Regions from separate parts of the Homo sapiens genome. Here region 1 is linked to region 2. The links are chromatin loops, found by intact Hi-C in ENCODE. Cell type or tissue: CD14-positive monocyte. All regions are shown on one strand.

Region 1 (4,000 bases), 130 kb after region 2:
GACTTGTAGTACTGCCAGTATGTAACCGAGAAGGTGTGGCTGCTCTACAAGGCTCTGAGTGACCATGACATCTACCTGGAAGGCACCTTGCTGAAGTCCAATATGGTCACCCCAGGCCATGCCTGCATCCAGAAGTTTTCTCATGAGGAGATTGCCATGGCAACTGTCACAAGCACTACACTCTGGGGAATAAGCGGCCTAGAAGGATCACAACTGGGCCAGAACAGGGCCCACCCAGACTCATCACTGAGGCAGGTGGGGTCATTCTCACTTCACAGACACAAAAACTAAGTGCTGCACTGCACAGTGTCCCCCACTGTCCCTGGGATCACCTTCCTGTCTGGAGGCCAGAGCAAGGAAGTGTCCATCAACCTCAATGCCATTAACAAGTGCCCCCTCCTGAAGCCCTGGGGCCTGACCTTCTCATATAGCTGAGCCCTGCAGGCCTCTGCCCTGAAGGCCTGGGGCAGGAAGAAGGAGAACCTGAAGGCTGTGCAGAAGGAGTATGTCAAGTGAGCCCTGGCAGATAGCCACGCCTGTCAAGGAAAGTATACTCCAAGCGGTCAGGCTGGGGCTGCTGCCAGTGAGTCCCTCTTCATCTTTAACCATGCCTAGTAAGCGGAGGTGTTCCCAGGCTGCCCCCCAACACCCCAGGCCCCATCCCCTCCCACGCTCTCTTGAAGAGGGGGACTCCTCTTCGGGGCTCCAGGCTGGCTTGCCCGCGCGCTTGCCTCCCTCGTGACAGCGGTGTGTGTTGTCTGTGAATGCTAACTCCATCACCCTTTCTAGCACATTGCTAATAAACAGCTATTTAAGGGAGAAAAAATAAAAATAAAAATAAAAATAGTTCCTGGGGCCCAGAATAAAAAGGGGGAATTCTAGGGGCTGGGGTTGACATTTTCCTTTTGCCTTGACCATTGGGTGGGTACTATGTGCAGCAGCCCCGGACGGTGATAGTGATGGTAATGATGACCATGATGCAGACTGGGTGGGAGGGAAAAAAGTCCCCAGCGTCATCCCTGGGATGGGGCCTGACCTTGCCTCAACTCCAGCTGCCCAGGGCCAGAGCGAGTGATAAGATGAGTTTATACTGTAGCTCTGAGAAGGAAGGGAGGGAGGGAGAAGGAGGGAAGGAGGGAAAAGGGAGGGAGGGGTAAGGGAGAGAGAAAAAGGGAGAGAAAGGGAAAAGAAGATGGGGAAGGAGGGAAGGACAAGGGAGGAGTGAGAGGCGAAGAAGGAGAAGGAAAAGAAGAAAAAGAAAGAAGAAGAGGAGGAGGGGGCGGAGGGGAGAAGAAGAGGCCCCGAAGGATCACAACTGGAGCAGAATAGTGCCCACCCAGACTCATCACTGAGGCAGATGGGGTCATTCTCATTTCACAGACACAAAAACTAAGATTTAAGGCATGAGGCAATTTGCTCAAGATCTCAGAGTTAGGACTAGAACTCATGGCTTATGCCTTGCTCTTCAAGGTCTCAAACCTTGAACCACTCAAGAAACATATTCCAAGATACCTCACCCTTACCTCATCAGAAAGGGGAGCTGGTTAAAATGCAGATTTCTGGGTCAAAATCAAAGGTGTGTGGCACAGGAATCTGCATTTTGACCGGTACCCTGGGGGTGGTTCTTTGGGCCCTGACACTGGGAAACCCCGTGGCTCATTTAGGGCCTTTCTGGTCTGACCTCTTGGCGTCAGGTCCTGACCATACTCCCGTTGCCCAGCTATTTGGGCTGACTCACGCTGACCCCCCAACCGCCACCCCCACAGGGCTGAGCCTTTTCCATCCAAGGCTTCACCCACAGTCTCCCAGTCGCATGTAGATCCACCCTTCCAACCAGCACCCGCTTCTCTTCTGGAAGCCTTCCTCGTGGTTGGGATCCTCCTCTTTCAGCGCCTGTTGGAGTAATAGCCTCCTCCTCTTCCTCCATCTGGAGTTGCTTACAACACTCTATTTCACTTTCCATGTGAGTCGGCCTTGTTTCCCAATCTTTCTCTATATTAAACAGGAAACTCCCAGAGGGCTAGGGACTGGCTGGTTTAAACAATAAGCCTCTGAAATACAGGACTTCACCTGACCCTCCTGCCAGCCACAAGTGGCAGGGCGGGAGAGCTTTACAAATCAGGAAACCAAGCCTTGAAGAGGTTGTGGCCTGCCCAAGTCTATGGCCAAGTAAGATTCAGAGCTGGGTTTGAAACCCATGCCCAACTCCACTATCCAGTTCTTTCTGCTTTGGCTTTGGCTCTGATCACCCCCAAAAAAACCCTATGAGGGCCAGGCGCAGTGGCTCAAGCCTATAATCCCAGAACTTTGGGAAGCTGAGGGTGATCACTTGAGGTCAGGAGTTCAAGACCAGCCTGGCCATCATGGTGAAACCCCATCTCTACTAAAAATACAAAAATTAGCTGGGCGTGGTGGTGTAATCCCAGCTGCTCAGGAGGCTGAGGCAGAAGAATCGCTTGAACCTGGGAGGCAGAGGTTGCAGTGAGCCGAGATTGTGCCACTGCACTCCGGCCTGGGCAACAGAGGGAGACTCTGTCTCAAACAAACAAACAAAATAACAACAACAACAAAAACAACCTGTGAGGCAGGCATTTCAGGGATTATGATCCTATTGCCCAGATAAGGAAAGCAAGGCCCAAAGATGAGCAAAGCACTCAATATCATCCTTATTCTGTTCCCACTTCCAGCTGCACTTGGGTCCAAGTCCAAGTGCTGACCTTTTCTCTCTCATCTTCTCTGGGTGATGGGCACTGCCCAGGATCTCTTGGCTGAATGGCACAGAACTGGGTCTCGAGCTCTCAGACCAAAGCCCTCATCCTGGACTGGTCCCACTGCCACTCTGAACCCAGGTGCCTCCTCTGAAGGTGGAGACTCACCTCACCTGCCTTGCAGCCAGCTGGGTGCTCAGAGACAGAAATGCAAAGTACCTGGACACACCCTGGTCACCATCATTCTGGACTTTGTCCCTCTTGTTAATGCTCAGCTGGGAAAGGAATACCCTCAAAGGCCCTTTCCTCAAGAATGGAGGAGAGTACCTCTGAGCCTGGCACAGGCCCAGCCCAACACAGCCCAAGCCAAGCTGGGAAGGGTGTGGGGCAAGGAAGCCAGACTGACATTCCTGAGACGGGTTTGCCAAGCCCTACACTTTATGTGTTGTACCCGGGAAACTCAATGGAGGTATGGCCCAACGCTGACCTTTGGCATGGAGGCCTAAGCCACCCTGCTGGTGCCCAGGGTGGCCAGCAAGGGGCTTCAGACAACCCTGGATGGAAAATAAAAATAGTGGCTAATATTTGTTACACGCTAACTATTGTCAGGCCCTGTGCCTTCCCCTCCTCCCCAAGTGCTCAGAGCTGTGGAGTGGATGGGTTCCACCCTAGCCCTGTTCCTCTGTCCCCTCTGGATCATCTTAGACCAGAAAGTGCCACAGCTGAGTGTCCCGCTTCTTCCGCATCCTGCCAGGACCACTCCATTTGTGGGCGATATAGCCAGCTCCACCTCCTCCGGGAAGCCCTTGTTCACAGTTTCCAAAGCAAGCCGCAGGCGGGATGGATCCTGCTTAACACCCCGGCCCAGAACCCCTTGGATCTCCTTCTTCCTCCATGTCCAAGACACCCAGCTTAACAACCCTGTAGCCCCCAACTTGGCCCTAGCGGCACCTCGCCTCGACCTTGCCATTTTATACTCAATTGGGGCGTAGGGTTCTGAAGCCCAGGGTAGTTGGTGGGGAGGCAGCACGAGGGTGCAGGATGAGGTCGGGAAAAGAGACCTCGTCCGCCCACCGCCTAGCGCTTCCTCCTCCCTGCAGGCGAGCCGGGGAATCCCCGGCAGCACCGATATCCGCAGAGCCCAAGAAGTGGGCCTCTCTGCCCCGCCCCCCCGGCTCGCCGAGGGCTACGCGGCGCGCCTGCGCAGAAGAAGGCAGCGCCCAAGGCGCATGCGCAGCGGTCACTCCCGCTGTATATTAAGGCGCCGGCGATCGCGGCCTGAGGCTGCTCCC
Region 2 (4,000 bases):
GGTCCTAAGGAGGCTGGCACAAATCTAAGCTAAGGAGGCAGCTTTCTACTATGGGTCTGTCTCACATCCCACTGTAAGGGATGAGCAAGGGCTGAGCAGTCTCTGGTGCCTGTTGCTGGAGAGTAAGCCAGCCTCTGCCCAGACCAGCTCCACCAGGCTGGAGAGGTGCTCCGATGGAGGCCTGCTGAGACCTAGACTTGGTCTGCTTGCCCTTGAACTTTGGGACAGCTTCTTCCCCAACCCTTGGTGGGGTGCCTGCCTGGGCCGGTGTTCAGACAGCAGCATCTAAGCCAGGCCAGGAGAGGACTGTGAAGGGATGGCAACTCCTCTGCCCTGTATAGAACTCCTGGCTGCACACATACACATATACATGTAAGGATACATACAACACAGGCACCAACACACATAGTCCTACCCATATAACCACATATGCTCATGGGCACATAAGTGTATGTACAGAAATACACAGATAAGGACCTATACATGTGTGCAAAAATACACAATACACGTGCACACACACTCTGTTGTATGTAGATACACACGCTTCCAGACCCACATCTGGGCGCTCGCCACTCCTATTGGGGGATACCCACAGACATGTCCTCCAGAGGGGTGGTTACCAAGCTGGCGGGATGCACGGTCCTCTCCCCTCAGCCCTCTAGTCACCTAGGCTCACATTGTCCTATTGGCTGTTGCTGGTATCTCCATAGCAACAGGTTCTGGATGGAACCGGGGTCCACCCCTGCCTTTCCAGCAGGGGCCTGCCAGGCCCTGGGTAATGGCAGTGTAGTGTGGGAAAGCTGGGACAGCTCTGGGGTGGGGGAGCCACATGCCTATTTATCTGCTCCCTCTCCTGCCCAGGTGTACAGGGCAGACCTGGTGAGAGTGCAGGGCCTGGGGGAGCAAGTAGCCCTGGCAGAAAAGTGGGTCACACCCAGGATGATTAGAGCACAAGACATGGCAGGACGGAAGCAAGGGCCTGGGAGATCTGTGGGGAATCCCCAAGGCTGCTTGGAGAAGGCAAAGGGAAGAGGGAGGAGAGAGCCCGGCCAAGAGGGAAGCCTCCTTGTTCATTCTCAGACATTTTCTCAGCACCTGCCCCATACCAGGGAGTGTGCAGGACAGTGAAGGGGGGACTCAGATGGCACAGACCAACATAATTCTTCTCTCTCAGAGCTCCCCACCCAGCAGTGACAGGGCAAGCCCTTGGCCAGCCTCTCCACGTGGAGTCCCTGGGGTCACTCACTTGAGGGTGTACCTTTCCAATCACAGCCCAAGGGGCCAGCCCAAGGATGGAAAACAGAGGACACACATCTACTGCTCTTCCATGCTTTGTCCCTGGCAGACATTACTAGTCAACCACAGCACATTTTCTTGCTGAGCCATGCCCTGGTCTCAAAACCCTTCCAAGCAGGCATGACCAGCTGATTGTCATAGGCAAGAAAGCTAAAACCTATTTGCTTAGGTTTTAGTTCATAGCCAGACCAGCTATGCCCTCCCTGTCCCCACCGCTAGCTCAGCTCACCCTGACTTTCTCCTGCTTGCTCCCTACACTGTGTGCCAGATACAGTGCCCCTGCCTCCACATGTGCCTTCATTCCATGCCCCCACCCTCTGAAATCATCTCCAGCTTCTTAGGGGCCACAGCTTCAGGAGGCCTTCCCTGCCTCATTGCAACAGTCTGCACCTTCTCCTAATCCTTTCCTGTGGGGCCCAGCATTTTACTTCATTTTGTTTTATTTTTATTATTAGTTTTTTTGAGACAGGGTCTTGCTCTGTCATCTAGGCTGGAGTGCAGTAGTTTGGCCACAGCTCACAGCAGCCTCGAACTCCTGGGCTCAAGTGATCCTCCCGCCTCAGCCTCCCAGAATGCTGTGATTACAGGTGTGAGCCACTGCACCGGGCCAAGTCCAGCATTTTCTACCCTCTACCCACTTAAGGGCACCTCAGCCTGCAGGGTCTAGGGTGGGGCTTCACCTCTGTGGCTTCTTCCCCTAGATTAGCCTCCCTTTCATCATTGAAGTCCCATCTCCCATGAGGTCACCAAGGTCCTGGGCCCCACCCTGCCCTCCATTCCAAGCTCTCCCAGGCATGGGGTCCCCCCTCAGAGCAATGGGGATCTGCTGGGCTGGTCAGCCTAGGCAAATGAGCATTTAAAACTCTGCTGGGAGCCAAGTTGGGACTGATGTCGAGAGGGCCTGGTTTCTGTTCCTGCAGAAAGGCCACACCCTGCTTTGTCCCCACTCCATTGCAGCCTCTTGCTTTCACATCCTCAGCCCTGTATTCACCCCGGATTCCCCAGTGGGGTGAGCAGAGCAGGACTTGTCTGGCCGTTCTACAGATAGGAAAGCTGAGGCCCAGGAAGGGAAGTGTCTTGCCCAAGGGCCTGGCTCCAGCCCCAGCCAGTTACTCACTCACCCACCAGGCCTGGGGTGAGTCATGGTGGCCCAGGTGATGGGAAGGAAACACATAAACATGGGCAAGTGGGAAGGACGGTCTGCAGGGAGGGTGGATGCCCGCCTTGGGCTCCCAGTGATGAGTTCCCACACAGGCTGTCTTGGGCTTAATGGGCTTGCACACTCCCATCTGTCTCAAAACATCTTTCCTTCTGGCCTCGAATCCAGGCTTTGCATCAGCCCTGGGAGCACTGCCAGCCCATTTGACAAATGGAGAAACTGAGGCCCATGGCCACAAATCAAGCAGTGGCAGCGGGCTGGGCTCCAGACTAAAAACCTAGAGCTCCTTTCCCGCGCCCAGGGGTTCCCAGCTGGCTCTGACTGTGGCTCCAGTCTCCTCCAGGCTCAAGTACAGTCCACAGGGAGCCCTGCTCTGCCAGCTCTTTCCCGTCTCTGGGGAGGCCCAGCGCTAGCAGGGTGGGAGACAGACTGGGAGGACAGGCAGCTGTGCATGCCCATAAAGAGAAGGGCTCTGTCTTCCACAGAACATTCGTGCTACCAAACGCCTTTTCCACTTCCATGACAGAGATGGCTAATCCATCCCAGTACTCAATTTCAGAAGCCATCTGGCCACCACTACACAGCCCAGATTCTCCCCCTTCTCCCCTAGACCACCTCCCGTGCCTCCTCTCCAGGCCTCTGCCTCCATCCCGACAGTCATTCCCCACACAGCAGCCAGAGGGATCTTTTGAGAAGGTGGAGGCAGCCTCTCCTCCTCCACAGCCTCCCACTGTCCCCAGCATAGAGTCTACACTCTGCATAGAGTCTACACGATGCTCTGTGACCCCTCCCCTCCCTCTTCTCCTCGTCCTGGATTCTCCAGCAGCTTTCACTCTCTCACCCGCACTTCCCCAGCCCGGGCTCCTTCTGCAGGGCCTCTGCCCTCACTGATCCCCCTTCTGAAACCCTCTTCTCCCAGCTCTCGCCTTTGACTACCTTCTTATTCTGTCCCCCAAACCCACTCATCCTCTGAGGGCCACAGTGGGCACCTGGGAAGTGGCAGAGCCAGGATTGGAACCCTGGCCTACTTCTAGACTCTTCTGTGTTGTCAGCCATGAGCACATGGTCCTATGATTTAAACATGTTTGGGGCCAGGCGTGGTGGCTCACACCTGTAATCTCAGCATTTTGGGAGGCTGAGGTGGGTGGATCACTTGAACTCAGGAGTTCGAGACCAGCCTGGGCAACATGGCGAAACCCCATCTCTACAGGAAAAAAAAAAAAAATTGCTGGGTGTGGTGGTGCATGTCTGTAGTCCCAGCTCCTCAGGACACTGGGTGGAAGGATTTCTTGAGCCTGAGGGGCAAAGGCTGCAGTAAGCCATAATCATGCCGCTGCACTCCAGCCTGGGCGACAAAGCGAGAGGCTGTCTCAAAAAACCAAAGCAAACAAAACCCACAAAACAAAACAAAACATCTTTGGCCCTCCGTTGCCATACTCGATGATTCCAGAAGCCTCTTACTTCCATTCCCTCCTTGGGCCTCAGCCTGTTCTGTATGACCTGCCCAGAGTCACTCAGTGAGAGTCTCTGGAGCCAGAGGGCTCC

What was found. Hi-C counts contacts between places; a loop is a spot of excess contacts. Peaks named below come from ENCODE experiments on the same cell type or tissue, not always from the same donor. Only the 100,000 strongest peaks of a DNase experiment are listed, where the experiment ranks them.
Region 1: it touches region 2 in a loop (4-fold over the local background); 8 of 110 quality-filtered maps call a loop at or near these places.

What each region holds. Positions count from the first base shown.
Region 1 is chr3:52,194,171-52,198,170 of GRCh38, forward strand. It overlaps ALAS1 (5'-aminolevulinate synthase 1), which reads left to right and starts at 3,990. Exons shown (of 12, transcript NM_000688.6): 1 at 3,990-4,000. It also overlaps the pseudogene ALDOAP1. RefSeq lists enhancers at 3,532-3,601, 3,612-3,831 and a silencer at 3,972-4,000. In CD14-positive monocyte, no CTCF peak of the experiment used is centred here; DNase peaks (open chromatin) are centred at 2,031 and 3,871; H3K4me3 peaks cover 883 bases; H3K27ac peaks cover 2,709 bases.
Region 2 is chr3:52,060,336-52,064,335 of GRCh38, forward strand. LINC00696 (long intergenic non-protein coding RNA 696) reads right to left here. Exons shown (of 1, transcript NR_027331.1): 1 at 1,759-4,000. Among named protein-coding and RNA genes, the nearest start is that of LINC00696, 2.8 kb to the right of the region's middle. RefSeq lists an enhancer at 2,437-2,566. In CD14-positive monocyte, no CTCF peak of the experiment used is centred here; a DNase peak (open chromatin) is centred at 2,376; H3K4me3 peaks cover 977 bases; H3K27ac peaks cover 2,882 bases.